2 separate regions of the Homo sapiens genome follow, and region 2 is linked to region 1. A link is a loop called in an ENCODE intact Hi-C map of the cell type or tissue named here. Cell type or tissue: Caco-2. All regions are shown on one strand. Links, peaks and the distances in the headings refer to the core of each region. The heading gives the core; the rest is flanking DNA.

Region 1 (15,587 bases), core at 6,185-11,184:
TTGGGTTTAGATCTCCAGAGATACTCTGCAAATAGCTGCCACACATATACCATATCATGGTTTTTGTCTTGCCTCTTATCTATTAATATGCTGTAAGTAGTTCATTAGTAATCAGTATATTAGATTGATGTTTCTATCCTATCTTCTGTGTGCTAGGTGACAGCAATCTGCATCTCTGTTTTGTCTTAGATTGTAACTTCCTAGAAGACAAGTATTGGGCCTCTGTATAAAATATGAACTGTCAGGCCAGGCACAGTGGCTCACATCTGTAATCCCAGCACTTTGGGAGCCAAGGCAGGCGGATCACCTGAGGTAAGGAGTTCGAGACCAACCTGGCAACATGGTGAAACCCCGTCTCTACTAAAAATATAAAAATTAGCTGGGCATGGTGGTGGGCACTTGTAATCCCAGCTACTCAGGAAGCTGAGACAGAAGAATTGCTTGAACCTGGGAGGAGGAGGTTGCAGTGAGCCAAGATGGAGCCATTGCACTCCAGCCTGGGTGACAAGAGCAAGACTCTGTCTCAAAAAAATAAAAAGTAAAATTAAAATTAAAAAATAAAATATGAACTCTCAGGAACTAGATGCACTGATGTCTCCTTGGAAACGCTCTGCTTAGTGTCTACTGAATGGTCTTCATAGATAAATTGCTTTGATATCTAAGAGCCCAGGTTCCCAGAACTGTAAGAAAACGTGAAGATTAACTGATTCAGTGATTTCTAGACTTTGTTTTTTCAAAATAAATATTAGTTAATGGGGAGGAGTGGACATAATGTTTGTCAAGGTTTTTTTTTTTTTTTTTTTTTTTTTTTTTGAGACAGAGTCTCGCTCTGTCGCCCAGGTTGGAGTGCAGTGGCACGATCTCGGCTCACTGCAACCTCCACCTCCGGGGTTCAAGCAATTCTCCTGCCTCAGCCTCCCAAGTAGCTGGGACTACAGGCGCACATCGCCACGCGCAGCTAATTTTTTGTATTTTAGTAGAGACGGGGCTTCACCGTGTTGCCTAGGCTGGTCTCAAACTCTTGAGCTCAGGCAATCCACCCACCTCAGTCTCCCAAAGTGATGGAATTACAGGCATGAGCCACCACGCCCAGCCCCGTTTGTCAACTTTTTATATTATCTAGTAAGGACCTTAATAAAAACTGTCAACTACTTATCTCTATTACTTTCCAAAAGAAAGGAAAATTTTAACATCTGAACAAAAGCTAAAATGACATGTCAAAATAAAGAGCAGTTGTTTAAACTGAGTAAATTTAGCTTTATGAAAAATCCCGGCCAGGTGCAGTGGCTCACGCCTGTAATTCCAGCACTTTGAGAGGTCGAGGTGGGTGGATCACCTGAGGTCAGGAGTTCGAGACCAGCCTGACCAACATAGTGAAACCCAGTCTCTACTAAAAATACAAAACTTAGCTGGGCATGGTGGTGGGTGCCTGTAATCCCAACTACTCAGAAGGCTGAGGCAGGAAAATCACTTGAACTCAGGAGGTGGAGGTTACAGTGAGCCGAGATCATGCCATTGCACTCCAGTCTGGGCGACAAGAGCAAAACTCCATCTCAAAAAAAGAAAAGAAAAGGAAAAAAAGAAAAGAAAAATCCCTATATTATTATCATTTCATCTCAGACAAGTGGAAATATATACCAGTAACCAACATGGGTACTAGGACTGGTGAATGGGACTACTGGGATATTATTCTGTGTTTATGTCCAAATTCTACTTTGTAGCATATAGTATTGCAAGATGTACAGCTAATGGTCATCTTGAGTACAATGATTTTCTTTTTTTTTTTTTTTTTTCGAGACAGAGTCTCACTCTGTCACCCAGGCTGGAGTGCAGTGGTGCGATCTCAGCTCACTGCAAGCTCTGCCTCCCAGGTTCACGCCATTCTCCTGCCTCAGCCTCCCAAGTAGCTGGGACTACAGGCACCTGCCACCATGCCCGGCTAATTTTTTTGTATTTTTTAGTGGAGACAGGGTTTCACCGTGTTAGCCAGGATGGTCTTGACCTCCTGACCTCGCGATCTGCCCGCCTCGGCTTCCAAAAGTGCTGAGATTACAGGCGTGAGCCACCACGCCCAGCCTACAATGATTTCTTTTGACTTTTCCTATGCCTTTTTCTCACTTTCAGCCTGTCACAAACTCATTAATTCTATATGCCGCCTGCCCTTTCCTTCTACTAAACATTCAAAGCTTAGTTTTCACTATTCCCATTTTCCCCTTCTGTAAGAATTATGCCTAGCTGTCTAATAGAAATTTTAAAAAATGCTTTACACTGTAACTAGGACTGGGAAGCATGAAGATATAACAGCCAGTCCACTGTGTCCTCACTTACTGCCTGTATACCCAACTATGATGACTAATATTTATTGAGATCTCATGGTTCAAGCATGGTGCTCTCAAAAAAACCCTAAGAAGAGTTTTGTATAAACTTCTTCTTATACCTAGTTTACATATGAAAAAATTGAGACTTAGATATTAACTTTCTCATGGTACACAGATTAATAAGTACCAACACAGAATTAAACCAAGGGCCATCTGACTCTAAAGCCTAGGTTTGTGTTCTTAGTCAACACAAGTGGCTAAAGTATTGTATAACCCTCCAGAACCTATCAATGTATAGTGGGAAAACAAAAACAACAACAAAAAAAACCTTAGAGCAGGAGTTGGAGGCTCTAGGTTTAAGTCCTGACTTTACCAGATCTAGTCTTGTAAACTTGGATAAAATTTTTAATGGTTCTAAGCCTCAGCTGCCTTATCTGTCAAACTGATATAATATCCAAGAGTAAAGCAATAATTAGTAAGTTTATGTACGGGGAAAGTACTTTATAAATTCTAAAATATACAATCAATCAGGCACAGTGGCTCATGCTAATCCCAGCACTTTGGAAGGCTAAGACGGGAGGATTGCTCGAGCCCAGGAGTTTGAGACCAACCTGAGCAACACAGTGAGACTCTGTCTCTACAAAATGTTTAAAACATTATCCGGGTATGGTGGCACATGCCTGTAGTCCAACCTACTCAGGAGATTGAGGTGGGAAGAATCACTAAAGCCCGGGAGTTCAAGGCTACAGTGAGCTATGAGATCATGCCACTGCACTCTAGCCTGGGTAACAGAACGAGACCTTATCTCAAAAAAATAAAAAAAATTATACAATTGTGCTATCGCTTTCTTATTCATTCTTATTTCCTGTCTCCCACACGTGCCACAAATACATCCCCTTAACTAATGACTATGGTAAGAATTAAGTTATACATGAATGACTTAGTGGTAAACCTGAAACAAAAGGTGAACTCTATCTAATATAATATGGTGTTAATAAACGTGGTCAAACAAGTCTATACCACATATTTTAATCATGTAGGCTCTTCTGCCTGTGATTAGCATCTTTTAAGGAAGAAATTAGAGTAGGTTTTATATGTCTTTGATTTTCTACTAGGAAAGGGAAAACAGGAATAGGCAAAGGACAGTACAAGAGAACCCTGGTTACAAAGTATGTTATTTTGCCATCAAGGACTGTCTCTGTCCTGCCAGGAGAAGCAAGGGATGACAACACTTTCTCCATATGGAATGCTGAAGGAGAAAATAATTGGCAGCTCTACTGACTACACTTTGGGGATGTTTGTTATTGAAAATACCTGAGAATTTTTATGTGTAATATCCCTGGGAAAAAAATCAGATTGCCTTTCATGTGTTCAATGGCTTCATAATTTATAACTGTGATTGCTCCACCTCATCATATTAAGAAAACTCTGGTCTTTGTCCTTACTACTGCCATCAAGCAGTACATTTATTTGGGGAAGATCATAACCATAATAAATGTGATTGACTCTAATAAGTTCAGTTTGAAACCCCTTAGCATGTTTGGAGGTAGGGATGACAGTTACTTGAGGGACTGCTAGAGATAGAAAACTAACAGAAAAGCAGATTAAAATTACTCATGTCTTAGTTACACCCAGTGAAGAACCTATCTTTTACCATCCCTGCCAATTTTGCCATTTATACATTCAGGTAAGTCCTGAAAAGCATCATATTATATTGAAAAAAGTGTGGACTTTGGAGTCTGATAGACTGATTAAAATCTAATTCCCAATTTAATATCTGCTAATGTGACCTTTGTTGAACAAGTTATTTATCCTTGCTGAGTCCCAATTTCCCCATCTATAAAACAGGCATAAGATTACTTCCCTCCAAATGTGTTGTGAGAATTAAATGAGATAATATCTTTAGTACCTGGCATATAGTTGCTACTCATTGTCCTTCTCCTGGTTGGGTTTCACTGTGGAAATGAGTGTAATTTGCACAGATGGGTTACAAGGAAATTATATACCTACAACCTAAGGTTTTGAAATATAATTTACATATATACTATTTAATTTTATGCTCATAGCATAAAAAAGCACAGACTTTATCTTCATAATTTGGGTAAAAAATTAGAGTTAAGTCCGGGCACAGTGGCTCACGCCTATAATCCCAGCACTTTAGGAGGCTGAGGCAGGCGGATCACGAGGTCAGGGAATTGAGACCATCCTGGCTAACTCCATGAAACCCTGTCTCTACTAAAAATAAAAAAAATTAGCTGGGTGTGGTGGCACATGCCTATAGTCCCAGCTACTCGGGAGGCTGAGGCAGGAGAATTGCTTGAACCCAGGAGGCGGAGGTTGCAGTGAGCTGAGATTGCACCACTGCACTCCAGCCTCAGTGACAGAGCAAGACTCTGTCTCAAAAAAAAAAAAAATTATAGAGTTAAAATTTTCAAGTTGTTTCTTGAAGAATTTGAAACTAATGCCAGCTCTACTGACTACACTTCGAGTATGTTTCTTATTGAAAATACCAAGAACTTTTAATATCCTAGGGGTAAAAAATCAGATTGCCTTTCACATGTTCTATAGCTTCATTAACTATGTATGTATGTATAAGTTGTTTTTATATGTACTGTTTTCTTACACAGTTATTACATATTAATCAATCTTAAAGATAATTTCTGAGAAAGCAATGTATATAAATCATGTATATTTATCTCAATACATTTAAAATATTAATCTCCCTGTAATCCCAGCATTTTGGGAGGTTGAGGCAGGCAGATCACCTGAGGCTGGGAGTTTGAGACCAGCCTGGCCAACAAGGCAAAACCCCATCTCTACTAAAAGTACAAAACTTAGCTGGGCATGGTGGCAAGCACCTGTAATCCCAGCTACTCAGGAGGCTGACGCAGGAGAATTGCTTGAACCTGGGAGGTGGAGGTTGCAGTGAGTAGAGATTGCCCCACTGCACTCCAGCTTGGGCAACAGAGAGAGACTCAGTCTCGAAAATAAAATAAAATATTAATCTCAAACATTGAGATTAATGGACCTGTAATAAAACATTTGCCTGTAATACAATTGTGTTTGTCAACTCCAAAAAACTGACTAGCTACGACTGTATTTTCTCTTTTTCTGAGACAGAGTCTCGCTCTGTCACCCAGGCGGGACTGCAGTGGTGCTATCTCGGCTCATTTTCCTGCCTCAGCCTCCAGAGTAGCTGGGACTACAAGCGCCCGCCACCGTGCCCGGCTAATTTTTTGTATTTTTAGTAGAGAGAGGGTTTCACCATGTTAGCCAGGATGGTCTCAATCTCCTGACCTCGTGATCCGCCCACCTCAGCCTCCCAAAGTACTGGGATTACAAGCGTGAGCCACCACGCCCGGCCTACAACGGTATTTTCTTTTGTTCTCTAGGCTAATGGCATACTTTGACCTTTTTATTTTTATTTCTTTTATTATTATTATTATTATTATTATTATTATTATTATTATTTGAGACACGGTCTCACTCTGTCACCCAGGCTGGAGCGCAATGGTGTGATCATGGCTCACTGCAGTCTCTACTTCCTAAACTCAAGCAACCCTCTCACTTCAGCAGCCTTGTGTAGCTGAGACCACAGGTGTGAACTATGCCTGGATTTTTTTTTTTTTTTTTTTTTTTGTAGAGGCAGGGTCTCACCATGTTGCCCAGGCTGGTCTCAAACTCTTGGGCTAGAGCAATCCTCCCACCTTAGCCTCCCAAATGCTGTGACTACAGGCATGAGACTTTGACCTTTTTAAATACTCTAATATGTTTAGTTCATTATAAGGAGAGTTAAGCAAATGTTTATAACAGAAGGCTTACCACTGATTCATTCCACTACTCAATAATCAAAATCAGCTGACAGACTTTAGTAGTACATACTTACTCAATAGAATATTTTACTTCTGCTTGAATTAACATCTAGACCCCTAATTCTTTGGAGTAGTTTTGTCCCCACATAAGCAGATCCAAGAACTTCCTTAATTCAATACTAGTTATATTAAACCTTATCAGCCCTGTCACCAAATTTTCTAATACTTCTAGTCCTTTTCATTATCTAGAGATATTGACATGCTGATGACTCTTGGGAAGTATATTTAATTTTGATCAGACACTTAAATTTTAAATTCTTCTTTTGATTTTCTGAAGCCTGGACCACACAATAAAATAGTATTTCCTGTGCTGAAATACTTAAAAATAGTCTTTTCCCCTTTCAAGTAGAAATGAAAATAACGTGCAAGCCTAGGTCAGGGATTCTCACCCCTGGCTGCACATTAAAATCATCTGAGGAGCTTTTTAATAATTTATTTGGAGTAGGGCCTGAGAATATTCCAGATCCCTCACTACACAATTCTATTTGGTTTCTAATTTCAGAGAGCAAATTTAGATGACAAAGGATACCACATTATTTAATCTATTTGATTCCTAGGTTTCAGGTAATGAGGAGAAATAGGTCAGATTCTAAGGGATATCTCAAAAAAATTATTGGAATCTATTCTACACCTAATTTAGAAAGTGAAAGTTCAGATAGAGAGGGACCATCCCCTAAGGGGGAAAATTATGCAAGTAAATACCATACATCCTACTAGCTTTAACAGATTCTCAAACTGATCATTCTTTCATTCAATAAATATTTTCACTTTATACCATCTGATTAGGAAATTTGAAATACTGAATAACGCTAATTGTGAATGTAGAAAAATGGGAAACTTCTTGCATGCTGATGGAAGTATAAAGTAATTGGGCCACTCTGGAGACTGATCTGGCAATACTTAGTGAAATTAAATATGTATATTCCCTAAGAGCCAGTAATCCCACTGCTGGGCATAAACTCCAGTAGTAAAATTTGCAAAAAGGCCATTAAAACATTTGAATGAAGATGGTCAGTAAAGCGCTGAGTTTAATAGTGAGGAATTGGAGACACCTAGATGTCCATCATAAAGGAAATAGATAGGTAAAATGAGGACAACTGTTAGAAGCAATGAACTAAATGTACACACATACATATGTACATAAAATAGGTTTTAAATACAATGATAGGTGAGAAACACGCAAAACCAGAATGATACCTATAGCAAAATGTTAGTGCAAATTAAACACATATGTTAAACAATATATTTTACAAGGATACAAAAACATCAAAGGACATACATCAAATGCATTAGAGTTGATGCCTATAAGATAGTTGTTGAAAGAAAAAGAAAATAAAACAAAAAGACTTTTCATGGACCAATGTTCGTAAACAGTCTCTTACATTCAAGGCAATACTTAACCAATTATGGGGGGGAAAATACAAGAAATATTTATTGAGGTCTGACAATGGACCGGGTATTGTGTCCTCCTGCCACCTTGAGATCCAAAGAGGAATAAGAATATCCTTGCCCTTGGAAACCTCACAGTGTACCTGGAAGAATGAACAGGCTAACAAATCCATTTGATAAGTGCTATAATAAAAATGTGGTGAAAGGTGCTGTGGAGCACAATAAGGGATTATGACTTAAAATCAATTTGTGGCCGTGCGTGATGGCTCATGCCCGTAATCCCAGCACTTTGGGAGGCCAAGGCAAGCGGGTCACCTGAGGTCAGGAGATCGAGACCATCCTGGCCAACATGGTGAAACCCCGTCTCTACTAAAATACAAAAAATTAGCCAGGTGTGGTGGAGCGTACCTTTAGTCCCAACTACTCAGGAGGCTGAGGCAGGGGGATTGCTCAAACCAGGGAGGCAGAGGTTGCAGTGAGCCGAGATCACACCACTGCACTCCAGCCTGGCAACAGAGCAAGACTCCATCTCAAAAAAAAAAAAATCAATTTGTATATATAGAAGCCTATTACTTGATACATATGTAATTTTGCATCACAATAATTACTAAAATATTTCATACTGTTTTTCTTTTTATGTGTCCAGTTTTGCCTAGCTTCTACTTTAGTAATAGCTAAGGGTTGCCTGCTGTAGAAATGCTAGAGTGCCATCTGCTGGTGGAAATGTTTGAAATTCCCCCAACTACCTCACAATCTGTTCTCAAAAACAAAAATAATCATACCCATAATCGTATATTTGGGCTTGAAGAAATCTTAGAAATCATATAGTTCAGGACCCTAGTTTTAGAGAGTAGGAAGTATCTTTCTTACAAGATTTCATGTCATTTAAGAAAATCAAGAACACACAAGCATACACACATACCCTTCCATCGCCACTGTAAATGTCACAGAATGCTATACAGTTAAGACTCACAAAGATAAACTATCTTAATTTCCCCAATTAGATAAACATATAATCTCCTTTAAAGACTTCCATAAGACATTTTTAAACCTTTTGGTAAAGATCACTTCCCAGGAAAACAATCTTAGTAAGGCAGTTTACTGCAACATGAAAAGAATTAGTTCTGCTGTCAAACCTAAGTTCATTCCAGCTTTACTATGTATTTTTAAAAGTAAGGAAGTTCTGAACATGGAAATGAAAACATGATACCCGCTACCGCAAAAACACACTTAAGTATATAACCCATAGATCCTATAAAGCAACCACACAATAGAAACTACAAAGCAACTAGCTAACAATGTCATGATAGGATCAACACCTCACATATCAATATTAACCTTGAATATAAATGGTCTAAATGCCCCACTTAAAAGACACAGAGTGGTGATTTGATTTTTTTAAAAAATGAGACCAATCCATCTGCTTTCTTCAAGACACACATCTCACACATAATGACACCCATAGGCTTAAAGTAAAGAGTTGGTGATATGGTTTGGATTTGTGTCCCCACCCAAATCTCATGTGGAATTCTAATCCCCAATGTTGGAGGAAGAGCCTGGTGAGAGGTGATTGGACCATGGGGGTGGATTTCCCCTTTTCTGTTCTCATGACACTCAGTGAGTTCTCATGAGATTGGGTTGTTTAAGTGTGTAGCACCTACCCCTTCTCTCTCTATCCCAGGCTCCAGCCATGTAAGACATGCCTACTTCCACTTCTGCCATGATTGTAAGTTTCCTAAGGTTTCTCAGCCATACTTACTGTACAGCCTGTAGAACCATGAGCCAACTAAACCTCTTTTATTTATAAATTACCCAGTTTGGGGTATTTCTTTATAGCAGTGTGAAAATGACTAATACAGAAAATTGGTACCAGGAGCAGGGTACTGCTATAAAGATATCTGAAAATGTGGAAGTGACTTTGGAACTGGATAATGGGCAGAGGTTGGAACAGTTTGAAGGGCTCAGAAGCAGACAGGAAGATGAGGGAAAGTTTGAAACCTCCTAGAGCCTTGTTAAAATGTTGTGACCAAAATGCTGATAGTGATATGGACAATGAAGTCCAGGCTGAGATGGTCTCAGATGGAGAGGAGGAACTTATTGGGAACTAGAGAAAAGGCCACTTTTCTATGCTTTAGCAAAGAGGTTGGAGGCATTGGGCAACTGCCCTAGGGATCTGTGGAACTTTAAACTTGAAAGTGATGATTTAGGGTATCCAGTGGAAGAAGTTTCTAAGCAGCAAAGCATTCAAGATGTAGCCTGGCTGTTTCTAGTAGCCTATGCACACTCATGAGCAAAAAAATGATGTAAAACTGGAACTTATATTTAAAAGGGAGGTGTAAAAGTTTGGAAATTTTGCAGCCTGGCCATGTGGTACAAAAGAAAAACCATTTTCAGGGGAAGAATTCAAACCAGCTACAGAAATTTGCCTAAGTAAAAAGGACTAAATGTTAATAGCAAAGACAATGGGGAAAATGCCTCAAAGGCATTTCAGAGACCTTTGTGGCAGCCCCTCCCCTCACAGGCCCCAAGGCCTAGGAGGGAAGAATGGTTTTGTGGGCCAGACCCAGGACCCCAATGCCCTGTGCAACCTCAGGACGCTGCTCCCTGCATCCCAGCCCTCCAGCTCAAGCCATGGCTAAAAGAGCCCCAGATAGGTCTCAGACTCCTATTCCAGAGGGTGCAAACCATAAGCCTTGGCAGTTTTCATGTGGTGTTAAGCCTCCGGATGCTCAGAGGGCAAGAGCTGAGGCTTGGAAACCTTGAGCTAGATTTCAGAGGATGTATGGAAATGCCTGGATGTCCAGGCAGAAGTCTGCTGCAGGGGTGAAGCCCTCATGGAGAACCTCTACCAGGATAGTGTGGAGGGGAAATGTGGGGTTGGATCCCACACACAGAGTCCCCACTAGGGCACTTCCTAGTGGAACTGTGAAAAGAGGGCCACTGTTCTTCAGACCCCAGAATGGTAGATGCGCCAACAGCTTGTACAGTGTGCCTGGGAAAGCTGCAGGCACTCAACACCAGCCCTTGAGACCAGCCATGGGAGCTGAGCCCTGCAGAGCTAAAGCAGTGGAGCTCCTCAAGGCCTTGGGAGCCCAACCCTTGCATCAGTGTGCCCTGAATATGAGACATGGAGTCAAAGGAGATTATTTTGGAGCTTTAAGATTTAATGACTGCCCTTCTGTGTTTTGGATTTGCATAGGGCCTGCAGCCCCTCTCTTTGGCTGATTTCTCCCTTTTGGAATGGGTGTATTTACCCAGTGTCTGCACCTCCATTGTATACTGGAAGTAACTAACTTGTTTTTGATTTTACAGGCTCATAGGCAGAAGAGACTTGCCTTGTCTCAGATGAGACTTTGGACTGTGGACTTTTGAATTAATGCTGAAATGAGTTAAGACTTGGGAGACTGTTAAGAAGGGATGACTATATTTTGCAATGTGAGAAGGACATGAAATTTGGGAGGGATTGTGGGCAGAATGATATGATTTGGATTTGTGTCCCTGCCCAAATCTCAATTTGAATTGTAATCCCCAATTTTGGATGAAAGGCCTGGTGAGAGATGATTGGATCATGGGGGTGGATTTGCCCCTTGCTGTTCTTGTGATAGTGGGTGAGTTCTCATGAAATCTGGTTGTTTAAAAGTGTGTAGTGGCCAGGTGTGGTGACTCATGCCTGTAATCCTAGCATTTTGGGAAGCTGAGGCAGGCAGATCATGAGGTCAGGAGTTCGAGACTAGCCTGGCCAACATGGTGAAACCCTGTCTCTACTAAAAAATACAAAAATTAGCCAGGCATGGTGGCGGGTGCCTGTAATCCCAGCTACTCAGGAGGCTGAGGCAGGAGAATCACTTGAAACCGGAAGGTGGAGGTCACAGTGAGCTGAGATCATGCCACTGCACTCTAGCCTGGGCAAAAGAGCAAAACTCCATCTCAAAAAAAAAAAAAAAAAGTGGGTAGCACCTCCCCTTTTATTTCTCTTCCTCCTGCTCCAGCCATGTAAGATGTGCCTGCTTCCCCTTCTGCCATAATTGAAAATTTCCTGAGGCCTCCCCAACCATGCTTCCTGTACAGTCTATGGAACTGTGAGCCAGCTAAACCTCTTTTCTTTATAAATTACCCAGTTTCAGATATTTCTTAATAGCAACAAAAGAATAGACTAATAAATAGACCTACAAAAAGATTTAGCAGCACAATAATAGTGAGGGACTTCAACACCACCCTGTCACTATTAGATCATTGAGGCACAAATATAACAAAGAATCTGGACTTAAACATGACACTTGACCAATTATACCTAGTAGACATCTACAAAATACTCTGCTCATCAACCACAGAATATACATTCTTCTCATCTGCACACATAACATACTGCAAGGTCGACCACGTGCTAGGCCATAAAGCAAGTCTCAATAAATTCAAAAAACTCAAAATCCTACCAACCATACTCCTGGACCACAGTGGAATAAAAATAGAAATCAATACCAAGAAGATCTCTCAAAACCACACAATTACACAAAAATTAAACAATTTTCTCCTAAATGACTTTTGGGTGAACAACAAAATTAAGACAGAATTTAAAAAATTCTTTGAAGTAAAAAATGAAAACAAAGACACAACATAGCAAAATCCCTGAGTTGTATCAAAAGCAATATTAAGAGAAAAGTTTATAGCACTAAATAGCTACCACAAAAAAATTAGAAAGATCTTAAATTAACAATTTGACATTCCACCTAAAGGAACTAGAAAAACAAGAACTCCAAAGCTAGCAGAAGAAAAGAAATAACTAAAATCAGAGCAGAATTGAGCTAAATTGAGACACAAAAATCCAGACAAAGAATCAACAGAAACAAAAGTTTGTTCTTTGAAAGGATCAAGATCAATAGACTGCTAGCTAGATTAACAAAGAAAAAATAGAGAATATCCAAATAAGCAAAATCAGAAATGACAGAAGTGACAACCAATCTCACAGAAATACAAAAGATCCTCAGAGACTATTATGAATGCTTCTATGCCACAAACTACAAAACCTAGAGGAAATGAATAAATTCCTGGAATCATACAATCTCTCAAAATTGAATCAGCAAGAAATTGAAACCCTGAACAGACCAATATCAAGTTCAGAAATGTAATTAGTAATAAAGCACCTACCAAAAAACAAAGAAGTCCCAGACCAGAAAGATTAACAGCCGAATTCTACCAGACATACAAAGAACAGCTGGTACCAATTCTAGTGAAACTATTCCAAAAAATCGAGGAGGAGGGACTCCTCCCTAATTCTATGGAGCCAGCATCACCTGATACCAAAACTTGGCAAAGACACAACCGAAAAAGACTACAGGACAATATCCCTAATGAACATAGATGCAAAAATCCTCAACAAAATACTAGCAAACCGAATCCAGCAGCTAATTCAATAAGCTAATTCACCATGATCACATAGGCTTATAGGCTTGATTTCTAGGATGAAAGTTTGGTTCAACATAAGCAAATCAATATATGTGATTCACCACACAAGCAGAATTAAAAACAATTGGCTAGGCATGGTGGTTCACATCTGTAATTCCAGCACTTTAAGCAGCCAAGGCAGGAGGATCACATGAGACGAAGAGTTTGAGACCAGCCTGGGAAACATAGTGAGATACTCTCTCTACCAAAAAAAAAAAAAAAAAAAAAAAAAAATTAGCTAGGTATGGTGGCACGTGCCTGTAGTCGCAGCTACTCAGTGGGCTGAGGTAGGAGAACTGCTTAAGCCCAGTAGGCCAAGGCTGCAGTTGGCCATGATCATACCACTCCAGCCTGGGAAACAGAGTGAGACTTTGTCTTGAAACACATACATACATACATACAAACAAAAAACATATGATCATCTCAATAGATGCAGAAAAAGCTTTTGATAAAATCTTACATCCCCTCATGATAGAAACCCCCAAGAAACTAGACATCAAAGGAACATACCTCAAAATAATGAGAGCTATCTGTGATAAACCCACAGCCAACATCATACTGAATGGGCAAAACTGGAAACATTCCCCTTGAGAACTGGAACAAGATAAGGATGCCTATTCTCAGCACTCATTCTTCATAGTACTAGAAAGAAGTGTTACCCAGAGCAATCATCCAAGAGAAAGAAATAAAAGTCATCCAAATAGGGGAAAAAAAAGAAGTCAAACTATCTCTCTTTATGGATGATATGATTCTATTCATAGAAAACCCTAAAGACTCCACCAAAAGGCTCCTAGAATGGATAAATGACTTTGGCAATGTTTCAGGATACAAAATCAATGTACAAAAATCAGTAGTATTTTTATACACCAATAATGTTCAATCTAAGAGCCAAATCAAGAACACAATCCCTTTACAATAGCCACAAAAAAATGAAATACCGGCCAGGCGCAGTGGCTCACGCCTGTAATCCCAGCACTTTGGGAGGCTGAGGTGGGTAGATCATGAAGTCAGGAGATCGAGACCATCCTGGCTAACACGGTGAAACCCCATCTCTACTAAAAAATACAAAAAATTAGCTGGGCGTGGTGGCGGGCGCCTGTAGTCCCAGCTACTCGAGAGGCTGAGGCAGGAGAATGGCATGAACCTGGGAGGCAGAGCTTGCAGTGAGCCAAGATAGCACCACTGTACTCCAGCCTGGGCGACAGAGCGAGACTCCGTCTCAAAAAAAAAAAAAAAAAAAATGAAATACCTAGAAACATATCTGACCAAGGAGGTGAAAGATCTCTACAAGGAGAACTACAAAACACTGCTAAAAGCAATCACAGATGACACAAACAAATAGAAAAACATTCCATGTTCATGGATTGGAAGAATCAATATTATAAAAATGGCCATATTGCCCAAAGCAATCTATAAATTCAATGCTATTCCTATCAAACTACCAATGTCATTTTTCACAGAACTAGAAAAAAACTATACTAAAATTCATATGGAACCTAAAAACACCTGAAAAGCCAAGGCAATCCTAAGGAAAAAGAACAAAGCCAGTGGTATCACATTAACTAACTTCAAACCATACTAATAAGGCTATGGCAACCAAAACTGTACCACTCATAGTACTGGTATAAAAACACAGACCAATGGAACAGAATAGAGAACCCAGAAACAAAGCTGCACACCTACAGCCATCTGATCTTTGACAAAGTTAACAACAACAAAAAAAGCAATGGGGAAAGGATTCCTTATTCAATAAATGGTGCTGGCATAGCTGGCTAGTCATAAGCAGAAGAATGAAACTGGACCCCTACCTTTCACCATATGAAAAAATTAATTCAATTTATAAGAATCCTAGAAGAAAACCTAGGAAACACCATTCTGGACATCAACCTTTGGAAATAATTTATACTTAAGCCCTGAAAAGCAACTACAACAAAAACAAAAATTGACAAGTGGGATCTAAGTAAATTAAATGGCTTCTGCACAGCAAAAGAAACTATCAACAGAGTAAACAGATGACCTAGAGAATGGGAGAAAATATTCACAAACTACTCACCCAACAAAGGCTTAATATCCAGAATCTATAAGGAACTTAAACAACTGAACAAGCAAAAACTAAATAACCTCATTAAAAAAATGGGAAAAAGACATGAACAGACACTTCTCAAAAGAAGATATACAGGCAGCCAACAAGCATTTAAGAGTGTTCCACATAACTAATCATCAGAGAAATGCAAATAAAACCACAATGAGTTGCCATCTCACAGCAGTCAGAATAGCTATTATTTAAAAAAGGAATGCCTGTACACTGTTGGTGAGAATGTAAATTAGCTCAGCCACTATGGAAAGCTATTTGGAGATTTCTCAAATAACTTAGAACTACCATTCAATCCAGCAATCTCGTTACTGGGTATACATCCAGAGAAAACAAATCATTCTACCAAAAAGACATATGCACTCGCATGTTCATGGCAGCACAATTCACAACAGCAAACACATGGAATCAACCTAGGTGCTCATTAACAGTAGACTGGATAAAGAAAATGTGGTACAGATACACCTCGGAATA
Region 2 (15,587 bases), core at 3,621-8,620, 390 kb before region 1:
TGTGTGTGTGTGTGTGTGTGTGTGTGTGTGTGTGTGTGTGTGTGTGTGTGTGTATATATGTTTGGTTTTCATCCATCCTTCCCAGCTGATAACTCCCATAGCCCTTATTACAATGTTGGGGCACTTTAGGTCTCAGAAAACAGAATCTCTCTCACTCTGACCTTATCCAGTCCTCCTTTCACCTGCTACCTTTTCTGCCCAAGGCAGAAATCTTCCCCAAGCTTTTTGTGTTGGAGCTGGCCATAAAGAATTCTCTGACCTACCTTGTCTGATTATAGGTCATAAGACAGGATCTCACTATGTTGCCTATGCTTCTCTTTAACTCCTGGGCTCAAGTGGTCCTCTGGCCTCAGCCTCCCAGGTAGCCAGGGGTGCATCACTGTACCTGGCTTAAGACTCCCAATTCAAAATGAACCCTGCCCCATACTCAAGAGAAAAGAATGCTATACAGAGGCCAAGAAGAATTTGAACAGACAGGCCTTGCTGGGTTTCCCCACTCAGTCTATTAGTATTAGATCATACTCTTTTTGTCCAATTACATTTCTACATGGCTGTCCCTGCTTCAATCACGCCTATTCAATGAAGTCTCCCATATGTAACAGAAGTCTTCTTGTATTGACTGTTGTGGTGTGAGAATAGAAGGAAACTAGTTTGTTTTTTTCTACACACCTTGTAGCCCTATATTTTTTCTAAAAACAACGTATAAACTAAAGGAAGAAACTGAAAAAATAAATTGGGAAAAGTAAGATGAGCTCTTATATACACCTGCCACTAGGGGCTTGCTGACCTTCTTGAACAAGAGCTAAGAAGTCACCTATATGCATATAACCTACACTGGATCATTTATTTATTTGTTTACACAGCTTTAAGGCCCTCTTTGGGGCCTTATGTTGTCTGACTGAGCTACAAAACAAAAGTTTTAAAATGTAAATTAAACACAAATGGCAAAAGCCACATATCTGAATAGTTGCAAATGTCACAGAGACATTTTCATAAATATCTTTGTCATTAATCTTCTTTGAAAACTTCTTATGCAATAGGCAATTTATGGAAGGCTGAGCCATTCTATTTTCACAGCTAAATGAGGAGGAATAGTACAACTTCCACTAAAAATTTCCAGCATTTGTGAGGGGCTTTAAAAGAAAACACAAAGAGGAGATGTTTTCCCTCTTTTTTGCCATAAAGTCAAAGAAGGCATTGAGATAATTTGTTTCATTCCTTTCCAGAGAAGGAAAGTGCTTCAGCAAACAAAACTCCCTGAGATTTCAGTTATAATCCCAGTTCTCCCAGTCAACATTATTGCCTTTGATATTGACAGTGGACAGCAAGAAAAAGAGTTCCCTATCTTTATTTTTTTCTCATTTTCTTTTTTCTCTCCTTTTTTATCTTGTCTCCTTATCACCTCCCCTTTCTTTTCATCTCGTCCCTTTTCCGCACATATCATTAGGAAAAATGTTTTGCCATAGTGAGGTGGCATGATTTAGAATAAAATGGCCAAGAAAATGTAAAAGTTGTATCACTCCCATGAATCCCAACTGCCCACTGTACTATTGCATATATTTGAAACATACATATATGAATCCTAACTATAAAAAGGCAGTTATAAAGAGGAAATGTATGATGCTAAGCCACAAGCGATAACCCAAACCCTACTTCTTACTAACTGTGTGGCCTTTTGAGCCAGTCATGACTTTGCTCTGAGCTTCAGTTACTTATCTGTTAAATGGAACTAAGGGTCCCAACTATCTCACATATGAGATACGTGAAATTGTTTTGTAAACTGTAAAGTGTAAGACAAGTGAAAGGGAACATTATTATCTTCTTCATCGTCCTTCTGGTCTTTTTCTAAGTAGGCTGATCAGAAGTACCAAGAAAATAAGTAATACTTGTATGTCTCAATAATTTTAAAAATATTAAGAAAAGTGATCTAGAATAATACAACAAAAAAGTTGCCTCTTTTCCATTACTCTGGGAAAAGAAGATCTACAGTTAAGAATGAGAGTTTAACAGTGAAGATTTCTTAAATGGCCTCTGCTCTTTTTCTTAATTTCCTCTAGGCTACTTTACTTATATTGCATGTTTCACACGCACTTTGCATCGTAATGACTATTTTATGAGTTGATGATTCTTTTATGAGAAATGGTTTACTGTGTAATCAAGCAGAGAGAATTATCTCAAGGGTCAAGAGATTCAATTATGAATTGCTAAAAGTGCTGGTCACACAGAGAAGACTGAAATCTGTTTTGTTTTTGTTTTGTTTTTCTTTTTAATGTATCATTAGCTGTAACGTCATTAGCTGTAACAGGTCAGCATTTCTTTGCTTGTCAAGGCCAACTCATAACTTTTCAACTTCTCATTTAGGAAATCAAATGACACACTAAAGACCTAGTAGTGCAGTGATTTATAATTGAGGATAAATTTCTTTAATTGGCATTCACCAAACATGGATGTACCTACTGCTACACATAAACAGCTAGGGGGACACGGGGAAGGACAAATATGAATAATAGATAAAACTGCTGCCCTCAAGGAGTTGAAATTCTGGTAGAGAGAAAAGAAAAGGACATATAACATGTAAGTAACATATTGAGAAACATGAAAATCAGGATCCATGGGCACTAAGAGAGAGGGCACTCACTACTAGCTGATGGGCAAGAAAAACCAAGTCTCTGTACTTGTAGATTTAGTTTTATAGGAAGGTATTTTAAACCACTGAGGATTCTTATACATCATATTTACCTATAATAACCAATAAAGCTTAAAAAGGGAAAAAAATTAATCATTCAACATCTTTAAAAGTTCAAATGTTAACTCACTGGAGTTTTGACCTTTACTTAGGATACGGGAAGCTATAAAGAACTTCACTGTCACCTTAATGACAAGAAAATTTAGAAGATAATTTACAGGATCTAGATCCCGTCAGAGAAAGTTAAAAAATCTCAGGGCAACCAACTAGCATGAATTCTACAGACAGGCACCTCCAAAAAGAGAAGAAATACCTGCACTTGCAGAAAATGGGACCAGGTGATGCCAAGCACCATACAAGCTGGTAAGAACTCAGCTAAGAGGTCCAACATATTGCAAAAGGTGGAGTATGGACTAGTATGAGTGTATAGAACACCTGGGAGTCTCACACACAAAAGAGTTTTGCATTTACTCACAGGTTCTTATCCCTAAATCTCACTGGGCACGCTTTAAAATGATTGGGTGTGTGGGGATTGTGGATAGAGAGGAGGGAGACAAGGCAGAAGACCAAGGAGAGCTGCCCTTGGTGGTTCAGGCCTGGAAATGGGGGTGGGAAGGGTGGTAATAACCACTCTGGGAAAGGCACAAAGCCCAGCTCAGATCCTTTTGTCCTCTCTTAACTTTAAGGTACAAAAGCTCCATGCTCCTAGGGGACAGGAAATATACCCTATGACTCTCAGGGCACAGTTGAAAACCCATTGCAACCGTGAAAAGGAAACAGAAAATACCTACTTCTCTGTGGGTGGGGCAGGAAGCAGTCCTGGGCTCAGACCATTAAGGATTCCCAGTCAACCAGAATGAAACAAAAATGACTGACGAGAAAGCCCCACCTCTAAGACCCAGAGACACAATGCCAATCTAAGACTAAGGCTGAACCTGAACAACATAGGCTGAACCCCTGTCCCTTGCCTTTCCCAACTAAGCTAGCAAGCAATGAGTAACAAATAGTGGCAATCTACCACTGAGGAGTCAAGAGTGTGAAGGAAGACCCTCTTTTCAGGTGTAGACTCACAAGGAATGCCTGAAGCTGAGGATGTTACAGGAACATTGAGAAAAATCCTCTGGCAATGCAGCCCTTACCTAAGCACAAGGTAATGATACAGGAATTTGACACTGACATTGCAATGAGGTAACCATAGCAACAATAAAATCCAAACCCAGCTACCAATAAAATCCAAACCATAAAATGCAAACTCCTGAGGTTGACTCAAACATCATCTATACATACTAAAGGCCTAGCAGAAAGAGAGGTACACCCATCGGCAGACATAAATACCACTTAACACAGTCTCTACTGTCCTACACATAATTGTTGGGCTTTCAACCAAAAAATTTAAGACAAACAAAGAAGCAAGAAAAACAATCCCCTAACAAGAATCAAAACAATCAATAAAATAAGTCTCAGATATAATCTAGATGTGAGAACCATCAGATAGGGATTTAAAAACAATTATAATTAACATGTTAAGAGTTCCAGAGGCAAAAAGTAGGTGACTGAATAAGCGGATTCAGAAAGCTTATAGAACATTAAACCAGATTAAAACAAACAAGCAAACAAAAATACATAGACATATATTCAAACTTACATTCTGAAAACCAAGGAAATAAAAATTCCTAAAGGCAGCTAGAGGAAAAAAATGCATTACATAGAAAGAAACAAAGGTAAGAATTATAGTAGATTTATTAGGGACCATGCAAACCAGAAGATAAATGCTGGAAGAAAGAATTGTTAACCTAGAATTTCATAAGCAAAAAAAAATCTTTCAGAATATGAATAAGATGGATGGCTGTGATGGCTGTACAACAATCTGAATGTACTTAATGCCACTGGACTGTAAAATGTTTAAAATGGTAAATGTGATGTACGTTTTATCACTACAAAGATTATTTTCAAAAATATGAAAGAGAAATAGAGATTTTTTTCAACTGTTTCCTAGTCACCCCACATGTAGTCATTCATTATGTTAAGTAAAAAATCAGAAACATTGTGTTAGGAACTATTTTTGTATTATTCCCACATGAGAATCCCTGTTGTTCAAGACAGCCAATAATTAGCTGCAATCTGGCCAACACTCAGTGACCCGATGGGCAATCTAGTTTTTCCACAATATGGATAATATCTTCTTTCTCCTCTATCACTTCCTCACATTTAACTTCTCCTCAGCTGATTCTTCTCTCCAGGTCCATGTCCATCAAGTCTTAATCACAAAATGTTAGAATTAGTAGGGTCACTCAGAGGCATCATCTTTCAGGAGATAGCAGACTAAATCTGTAAAGTCAGATCCATTTTGGGGTCTTTGGGCTAATTCATCATCTTACTCTTGGATCTTCTGTCTACCTTAAGAAGATGAGCCCTTCCTATTTATTCTAGGGTCATTAACTTTACTCCACAGTCCTCTGTGGGTACCTTACTTGCACAGATAGACAGGAGTTCTTATCTGTACTTTGCAGCCAGACCTATACGTAATAAAAGAAATAAAACACCTTTATATGTCTGTATAAGCTAGATGATGGCTCACTATAATGTGAAGGCAATCCAGTCCTCCAATTGTGAGTTCGAATAGAAACAGTATGATCTTCTAGAGCTGGAAATATCTCTTTATTGGTTGAGAACATTAAACACCACAAACTTGAATCATTCCCCAGTGTAGATTAATATGAGTGCAATATTTACAACATAAAAATGAGGTTTTAAAATACAGAATGGTAAACACGTACACACCAAAAATCAAGGCATAAAATGACTTTTAAAAAAACTGTGTCATGGATCTCAATGGAGTTGTGTCTTCTAATAGAAAAATAATTATACTAATAATTAGAAGCAAAGATGAGAATTAAATGTATGTGACTTTTAATAATGAAGTACTAATAATGGAGGGACCCAAGGACTTGATTGAAGACAGTTTAATTTGGCATATTTATCCATTATCTGAAACAGGGAATACAGAGTAGAATATTTACATTTGTAAGGCATAGAGTCTTTTCTAGATTATAAAATGTCCAAGTGATAAGCATAAAACATAATGCAATCTCACAAAATATTTTGAGTAGGAAAAAATGTGAGGGCTGTATTTTTATTTGAGAAAAATATAATTTTATAAAGGAAAACCACTGGTCTTAGAGGCAAATAATAATGGCGATCAAATAATATTCATGGCTATCAATAGCTATCAAGTATCATACATTATCTCATTCAATCTTTAACAATCTTTCAAACTAGCTATTCTTCCTATCTTATAGAGAAGCTAACTGAGGCTCAGAAAGTTTAAGTAGCTTGCCCAATGCTACAACAATGCTTGTTGAATGTCTATGTGAATGAATTTGTCTTAATTATTCACATCCCAATCTTTGAAAGATGAAATTTGGTTTTCCAACTATCAAGACAAAGGATGACCCAGAAACTGTAAATTCTGCCACTCTTGACCTTGATAGTTTGAAATAGAATACGTGTTGGCAATTAGCAGCCTGTTAAACAAAAACAAAACCCCTGTGAAGCATGATTATTAAGCTTTGATTCCTTGGCAACTTTACAGATCTGTAATATGTTTAGGGAAACTAATAGAAAACCAAATTGGGCAATAGGAAATTCATTCCTATATTTGGTAGGTTGACTTCCATGGTTTTAATGCCACAATTTTCATTAATAATTCACCAGGACATTAGAGTAAAGCAGATTTGGAGAAGGAACAGTGGGCCTGTATATGAGGCTAAAAGCTAGAGATTAAAAGTTGCTGAAAAAGCCTCTGTGGAATTGTGTGAAGGGTCCCAAACTCAGTGTTACTAATAAATGGCAGTTGGTATTACAAATCATTTGTAAGGGGAATGATTTCCAAGAAATCTAAGTTCACGACGATGTGGTTGTGGATAAGACCAACCAGCAGATGGGGCTGCTAGAAGAAATAGAGGCTACATAACCCCTACCTACCTTACCAACAGGTTGTATTTTAATTCTATTTCAAAGTTAATTATTTAGAATGCAGAATACATTGCACCATGGAAACAATGTTACAAATCAGAAATCAGCACTATAGTCCACATGCTAACTCCAGCCTATCATCTGTGTTTTTTTTGTTTGTTTTTCGTTTTCATAGTCGAGACCTCACTTTATTGCCCGGGCTGGAGTGCAGTGGCACAGTCATAGCTCACTGCAGCCTCCAACTCCTGGGCTCAAGCAATCCTCCCACCTCAGCCTCCTGAGTAGCTAGGACCATAGGTGCGTTTCACTGTGCCAAGTTAATACTTTTAAATTTTGTTTTTCATAGAGAAAATTCAATTTTCTACATCCATTGATAAGGTTTTATTGAAATGCCGCCATGCTTATTTGTTTATGTATTGCCTACAGCTACTTTCACACATCACAGCAAAGTTGAGTAGTTTTGACCATATGACTCACAAAGCCTTAAATATACACACACATATACACTATCTGGCCCTTTACATTAAAAGTTTCCTGGTTGTGATGGTTAATATTATGTGTCAACTTGTCTGGGCTAAGGGATGTTCAAATAGCTGATAAAACATTATTTCTTGGTGTATCTGTGAGGGTGTTTCTGGAAGAGATTAGCATTTAAATTAGAAAAGTGAGTGCAGAAAGTCCACTTTCACATATGTGGGCAGGCATCATCTAATCCTTTGAGAGCCCAAATAGTATAAAAAGTGGAGAAGTAGAAATGCTCTCCCCTCCTTGAGGTGAGACATTCATCTTCTCCTGCCCTTGGACAATGGAGTTCCTGGTTCTCAGGCCTTTGGACTTCAGGACTTAGACCAACCCTCTTCTCCCTTTCCAGGTTCTCAGGCCTTCAGCATTAGACTGGAAGTTAATCATAGCCACCTCTGGTTTTCAGGCCTTCAGACTTGGACTGAAGTATACCACCAGCTTACATAAAGCATATTGTGGGACTTCTCAGTCTCCATAATCACATGAGTCAATTCCCATGATAAATTTCCTATATATAAACAGTAGTCTTGCCTTATCTGAGGTTTCACTTTCTGAGGTTTCAGTTGCCCTCAGTCAATTACAGTCCAAAATTACTATATACAGTAAGATATTTTGAGAGAGAGAGATCACATTCATATGCCTATGATTATAATATATTGTTATAATTGTTCTATTTTATTAATTGTTGATAATCTCTTACTGTACCTAATTTATAAATTAAACTTTATCATAGGTATATAAGTATAAGAGAAAAACATAGTGTCTTAGGGTTTGGTACTATCCACAGTTTCAGGCATCCTTTGGGGGTCTTGGAATGTATCCCTCATGGATAAGGGGGGACTACTATATATCTATATATTCCCTATTTATTCTGTTTCCCTGGAGAACTCTGACTAATACATTGATCCTTCTTATAAAATATTATTACATTCCCAGGTTGGCTGGCAAAAGCCAATATCATTTAAAATGTGGTTGTGCTGTGGTGTTAATAGAATTCCAAAGTCTATGCCTTGAATTCTTTTGAGAATTCTGGTGGCATTTCCAGCTGTGGAAGCTTTGAATATCAGAACATACTTTTCAAAGTCATACTTTCTACCTTTGCTCATGCTGTTCAGTCAGTTTGGAATACCTCTCCCCGACAAGAAAAACCATAAAAATGGCTAATATTTATGAGTTAAGAAAATTGAGCATTTTCTACATGTTTTAAGCATTTTACATGTATTACTTTACTTAATCCACACAACAGAATGAGATAATTACTATTAATATGCCCATTTACAGATGGGGAAACTGAAACGCAGACTTGCTCCAAGTCACACTTCTAGTAAGTGCTAGAGCTAGGACATAAACCCTAGAAATCTAACACAATCTCAGATATTATGCTATTAACTACTAACCACAAGGCTATAACCTCTTTTGCAACTTTTGAAAGCCCTTTCAACTTTTAAGGCCTAATTAAAATGCCAATTTTTTCATAAAGCCTTTTTCCAAGATTCCCCATGCCCACAAGTTCAAAATAATTGTATTTATGGTTTTATGAGCCCTCTATTTGTCTATAAAAGTACTCAGTTCATTTTACTCTGTGTTCTAATTTACATGTTGCACTCCCAACCTTAGGCACATACATAAACAAAATGTGAATTTTAAGCTCATTCAGGGCAAGAAACATACAATCCATTACATCATACAGAGCAGGTGCTTCACAAATGCATCTACTGCAAATAACTGAGTGAATGAATGCAAAGGCAGTTGGCTCCTGATATTAAACAAAACATTCTAATGGAGATAATTCCTCAGGTGGTAAAGATATTAACATGTTTGATAGGGAGCTTGGTTTTATTTGCTATTCAAAGTGAGTCATAACCAAGACATTCTTTTCAAATCTACATAACTACCTGAAGCAAGCCTTAAGTATAGCCAAACAGGATAATTGAAGAAATTATCTTGTTTATACAAGATCAAGCCAGAGAAACAGAAGCCCCCAACATTCATCTCTCTTTGGGGTTAAGGCAGTGATCTTCCAGTCTTTCTTATTTGCTGATATTTTATTTAACAAAATCCTATATGGAAGTCCAAATTATAATATAAAATCAATGAAATGAAATATCTTGTAATTGAAGCAGTAGAGGGTAGAGAGGCAAGGAAAGATGAAGCTCTAGAATCCTTCCACCTCCAAGGGACCCCTAGGGCACCACCATAGAACTTCTAGAACACAGCACAATTTGGCTTGAAAACTATACCGAATGCATGTTAATTCAGTAACACATTTTTGTTCATTATTACTTATTATTTTCTACATCATCAATTATCCCTAGAACAAGAAAGGGCCTTGGCAGCATTCAATACTTGCCTTTTGACATAATGTGTAATAAATTTTGATAGATATGAGGTCAAGAAAGAATCTACAGGGATGCAGGAGAGGACAGATATGAGAGGGCAGCCATACCACAGGGTCACTGGACAATCAAAAGATAATGATGCTGGGTGCTTTCAAAAGGGGATGCAGGAAAAAGGACTCTGAGGGCCACATCTCAACATTGCACCAGGCTTGTATCACCAATGGTAAAGAACGTGGCAACTGTTAGTTATTACTCCAAGATGTCTCATGATTTAAAAATCAGCTGGTGGGAGTGGATCTTTGAAATATAGGCCCTCTAGCGTTTGCAGGAATAGTGAGTTGTCCAGTAAAATATCAAGGTGAAAAATCCATGTTTGGACTGACAAAAAGTATGTGCTGTTAGTTAAATATTGGTTAACAGACACAACAAGAAATCATTCTGTTTTAATCCATAACAGTGGTACTGGCTGCGCTGAAACCAAAGCTCAGATAGATATCTCATTGTGCGGAGATAGGTTGAGCCCATCTCTGGCTCTAATGCAATCTTGAGCCTCAGGGGCACTGGAATCAGGCACACAGCATGAGAGCCTAAGAAAAAAGGCAGCTTTTCCAGAGAGAGAAATAGAGAATTAAAGAGTTTTATCCATGATCTTCAAATTGGTAAGAACTTGGGGGTCTCATATATTCCAAGTATCAGTCCTTAGAAACAGAAAAATCCCTAGTTTTGGATTCAGAAAATTTCATTTGAAGTCCTGACACTTCCACTTATTAGATTTTAACTTGATATTTAATCTCTCTGATATGTACAGTGGCACTTGTAATACTTGTCCTATCTCATGGTGTTGTTAATCTCATACTGAAATGTGGATGATGAACTCAAAATAGTCACCCTTTTAAGGCTATTATCAGATTACTAATTTAGAATCTGCAGTTCTGTTCTCTCATGCTTTTGGGAGAGTGATCATGGAAGGATATACTAGGCTTAGCAGAGAAGAATCCCTATAGAAGCTTTTGGGATAAAACATCGGAATTGTACATGAAGCCCCAAAAGAGTAGAGTAGGCAAGAGACAACTATTAAGGAGGGGCGATTAGGACTCTTGGGACCAGAGGTGAAAACAATGCTGTTGTTGCTGTTTCTTTTTGTAAAGATAGGGTCTTGCTCTGTCACCCAGGCTGGGGGACATGGTGTGATCATAGCTCACCGTAACCTTGAACTTCCGGCTCAAGCAATCCTCCTGCCTCAGCCTCCCAAGTAGCTGGGACTGTGGGCATGTACCACTGTGCCAGGCTACTTTTTAAAAAGATTTTATTAGAGATGAGGTTTTGTTATTTTCCCCAGGCTTGTCTCAAACTCATTGGCTCATGTGATCCTCTCGGCTTGGCCTCTCAAAGTGCTGGCATTATAGACGTGAGCCACTGTGCAAGGCCAACAATGTAGTTTTTAAGTGGAAAGGAAAATCCTTGATTCCCCCAGGAATGAAACATGTCAGTAGTTGAAAAGAGAAGAAAAGGGGTAAATTTTTGTTGACCATTGGTTCCCAGAAAAAATCACAGGCAATGAGACCCAAGCCTTGGAAAAAATTGGAAAAGAAAATTACAAAGCATTTAATAGAATCTAGGGAATTCCAATGTGCCAAATAACTGACATTATTTCTGAGAGGTCTTGTCAGTAATTCCAGTGCCTAGAAAACAGGAGTAGACCTGGCAAAAAAAAATAAAGTGTCTGTATGTATCTGTGTGTCTGTGTCTGTGTGTGAGAGAGAGAGTGGAATTGGGAAGCAGTTATAGATATCTTGATAGATAGATAAAAAGATAGAAAACTTGTCCTGTGAACTACCCACATGTACATGCACTGTGATTTCTTGGCTCCTCCTACCCACCCTGTCCAATGCCACTGAAGGTTAGTCAGTAGAAGAAACCTACAGGCAGCCTCTACTTCTTCTGTAGCCTCCTGTTTCAAGTTTAGAAAGGGATCGTCTCAGAGATGCTCAAGCCTACCTGCAATTAGTAAGACAGATTAGCTACCCTATGGGTTAAATATTCCTTCAATGACTGGCCTAAAACCCCTAACTGTCATTTATAAGTGTGTTTACAAACCTTATATGAAGTATAATGAGCCTTTGCTAATAGAAAAATATTTTATATTCAAGCTCTCAAATGATGGTAGTTGGATTTTTTAGAATCTATTAATTGAGAAAACACAAAATGAAGAGAGCTGCTGTGAACCCAAAAACTTTTAAGTGAATTTCATTATTATTCACCATCATCATAAATATACTCAAGAAGTTGTACATATTATAAAATATGTACTATATACGTATATGAATATATATATACACGTACTATGCAAAACAAAATTTATTCAGCCTATAGCTGATGATTTGTGTGTAAATGAATTAAAAAACGTCTTCTAATTCTGAGATTCCCAGAAACCTCTAGTCCACATGTTTGGAATCATTAATTTACATCACTAATCTTACATAGAAAATGCATTCTGGGTTCTAAGTGACCAACCCAGAACTAGGAAACTTAAGATGACTAATAAACTAATAAGCTAATAATAAGCAATGGCTAAACATTAGACTAAGGCAGAGCTTCTCAACGTTTTTAAATTATCATCTCCCCAAGGACCCCTTATAGATATTTATTTTTCTTAATTGTCCTCCATGAAATTTTAATACTACACATATACTATATATCTATTTTATACTGTTCATACTGTGACCTTTGGAGGAGAACGAACCATTGTAATACCTAAGTTTTCTCACACACACACTCCACCAAGTACCAATTTTTCACCAACTTGAAGGCTATATTGCTTCTATTGAGAATATATGGGCCAAGGAACTTTATATTCATTATCTTATATAATCCTTAAAGTGAGTATTATTCCCATTTTATTAGATGACACTGAGACTGAGAGAGGCTAAATAAAGTTATCCAGTTCATTAGTCTCATTAAGTCCACACAAGGACTGAGTGGAAACACTATACATGGTACATTTCCTAGAGCAGCTAATAGGACACTCACAAACACAAGCTGCCCTTAAAGAATGACAGTGTCAAAGCCATGCATTATGCATTGAAAGTTGCTATGTGTATGACCAGGTTTTTTTTCTTTGACATTCATTGTCTGATTAAGCCTGCAAAGTTTTGCTGGCTTGGTATAGAATAATCTTTCAGTATTATTGATCAAACATATATTATTTAACATTTTTAAATGTTTTGACATTTTCATTTTCTAAAGTCCAAGTAATTTAAAGAAATATGGCTTGCAGACCATTTCCTTCTTCAACACCTTAGAGGTTATGTGAAAGCAAGTTTTACTCTTGGGTAATTCTAGCAGGCAGCAATGATATGTAATTATGTCAAGCCATGCTTTTTGTTCAGTGTTTTTATCAATGTTGTCACAAGAGACAGATGCATAAAATGTTGGCATTAAAAAGATTCTTAAGAGATGATCTCAATTGAAACCCAATAATCATACTCCTAGTTAGGAGAGGAACTAAGACTTAAATTAAATTATAGCTGAGAACCTTTCTTCCCAACCAGAGGAATTTAATCTAGGTGCCATAGAAAAAAATAAAATCACAGATTTTTAAGTTAGAAGGTATGTTAACTGATTCCTAAGATACTTCCAAATTGGTAAGTCACTAAATGTAGTTTAAAGAAAAAAGATATGAGAGACTTATACTTCTGGCCAAGATAAAGTAACAAGGACCAGATTCAATATATGAAATAATGGTTTCCAAAACACTGAACATCAGACAACAAAGGACAGTGAACTCTGAGAGATGACAACCAAGCAACTGAGCACTGTAATTTTTTCAGTTTTCTGCATTGAGAGAGTTTACAAGTCATGACACAGAAAAGATGAAAAGGAGCTTAGTAAGCTCCTTGACTTGAGGAGATAGAGGTAAGAGTCTGGGAAGACCAAAGCACTTCATTCAGACTAACAGCAAATAAAGGGATGCATGGAGACATAACTCTAGACATCTCCAGAAAGTTCTCAAATATGTAGCAGAATACAAATAAGCACATGAGTATGAAGAAACTACCAGAGGTAGAGAATCATCTGAAAGTTATAAGGAATAATGTGTTCTACAAGACTGAAAATAGTACTTATTCCTGCCAGTAAGCCTGAAAAAAATCATAATTCATAGGGCATTAGACGGAGTACTCAGAGAGGTCTTGCCTCAGTTATGGAGAATATTAGCTCTAGACTGAACATTGCTCCAGCCCTTCCTAACAAATCATATAAGCAAGACAGGAAAGGATCAAACTGTTTCCAAATAACTTAACTCTCCATAAACATAGCTCAGAACAATACAAAAATATGTACTTCTTAACAAGGCAAAATGTACAATTATCTCTCATTCAATGAAGGATTACTTAGTATGCAAAGAGTCAAGAAAACATGACTCATGATATGAAAAATAATCAATTAATCCAAAACAACTCAGAACTGACAGATATGTTAGAATTATCAAAGAATGACATACTGTACTTCCATATGTTCTAAGAGAGACAAGAAAAATATTTTAAAATATCCAAATTGAATTTCTAGAGATGAAATCTACAATGTGTGAGACAAAAAATACACAAAGGTTTAACAGTAGATTAGACAATGCAAGAGAAAACATTAGTGAACTTGAAGGAGTGATATTAGAAACAATCCAAAATGAAATCCACTGAGAAAGAAGAATCCAAAAAAATGAAAAGAGCATCAGTCAGCTCTGGGACAACTTCAAGTGGCCTAACATAGAGATAATTGGTGTCTTAGAACAGAGAGAAGAAAGGTCAGAAAAATATATTTGAAGAAATTATGGCAGACAACTTTCCAAATTTCATGAAAACCATAAAACACAAATTCAAAGAGCTCAAAGCATCCTAAGCATAAGAAACATAAAGAAAACTATACCAAGGAACTAAATTGCTCAAAACCAATAATAAACAGAAAATATTAAATGTAGACAGAGAAGAAAAACACATTACCTACAGAGGAGCAAAGATAAGTAAGACTTCAGATTCCTCACTGGAAACAATGCAAGTGAGACAACAGGAGCAACATATTTAAAGTACTTAAAGAATAAAACAAACAACAACAAGAAAAAACCTGTCAACCTAGAATGCTATAGCCAGTAAAAATATCTTTCAAAAAATGAAGATGAAATAAAAACATTTTCAAAATGACAGAAGGACAAATAATTCATCACCAGAATACCTGAACTATAAGAAATGTTAAAGATTGTCCTTAAGGCAGAATGAAAATAATAACAAATAGAAATCTGTATCAACATGAAATAATATAGAGTACTGGAAATGGTAACTACAGATAGTCCCCGACTTACAATGGTTTGAGCAACCAGACAATAAAGGACAGTGAACACAGAGAAATGACAACCAAATAAGGTGAGCACTGTAATTTTTCAGCTTTCTGCATTAACAGAGTTTATAGGTCATGACACACAGACGATGAAGTGAAAGGACCTTAGTAATCTCCTTGATTTGAGGAGATAGAGATAACAGTCTGGGGAGACCAAAGCACTTCATTCAGACTAAAAGGGAATAAAGAAATTTTGGGGAGAAAATACTTGCAAACTACCCATCTGACAAGGGATTATACCAGAATATATAAGGAACTCAAACAACTCTATAGGAAAAAAAAAAAAATCTAATAATCCAATTAAAAATGGGCAAAAGATTTGAATAGACATTTCTGAAAAGAAGTCATACAAATGGCAAAAAGCATATGAAAAAGTGCTCAACAACATTGATCATCAGAGAAATGGAAATCAAAACCACAATGAGATATCATCTCATTCCAGTCAAAATGGCTTTTATACAAAAATCAGGCAATAACAAATGCTGACGAGCATGTAGAGAAAAGGGAACTTGTACACTATTGGTGGAAATGTAAGTTAGTACAACCACTGCAGAGAACAGTTTGGAGTTTCTCAAAAAACTAAAAATAGGCTACCATATGATCTAGCAATCCCACTGCTGGATATACACCCCAAAGAAAGAAAATTAGTATATCAAAGAGTTATCTGCACTCCCATTTTT

What was found. Hi-C counts contacts between places; a loop is a spot of excess contacts. Peaks named below come from ENCODE experiments on the same cell type or tissue, not always from the same donor. Only the 100,000 strongest peaks of a DNase experiment are listed, where the experiment ranks them.
Region 2: it touches region 1 in a loop (24-fold over the local background); 2 of 110 quality-filtered maps call a loop at or near these places.

Annotation. Positions count from the first base shown.
Region 1 is chr10:99,238,635-99,254,221 of GRCh38, forward strand. It overlaps a transcript of HPSE2 not described here. Among named protein-coding and RNA genes, the nearest start is that of HPSE2, 11 kb to the left of the region's middle. In Caco-2, for the core only: CTCF peaks have their summits at 8,278 (motif pointing left) and 8,479; no DNase peak of the experiment used is centred there.
Region 2 is chr10:98,852,114-98,867,700 of GRCh38, forward strand. All of the region lies in intron 3 of HPSE2 (heparanase 2 (inactive)), which reads right to left. Among named protein-coding and RNA genes, the nearest start is that of MIR6507, 65 kb to the right of the region's middle. In Caco-2, for the core only: a CTCF peak has its summit at 6,600 (motif pointing right); no DNase peak of the experiment used is centred there.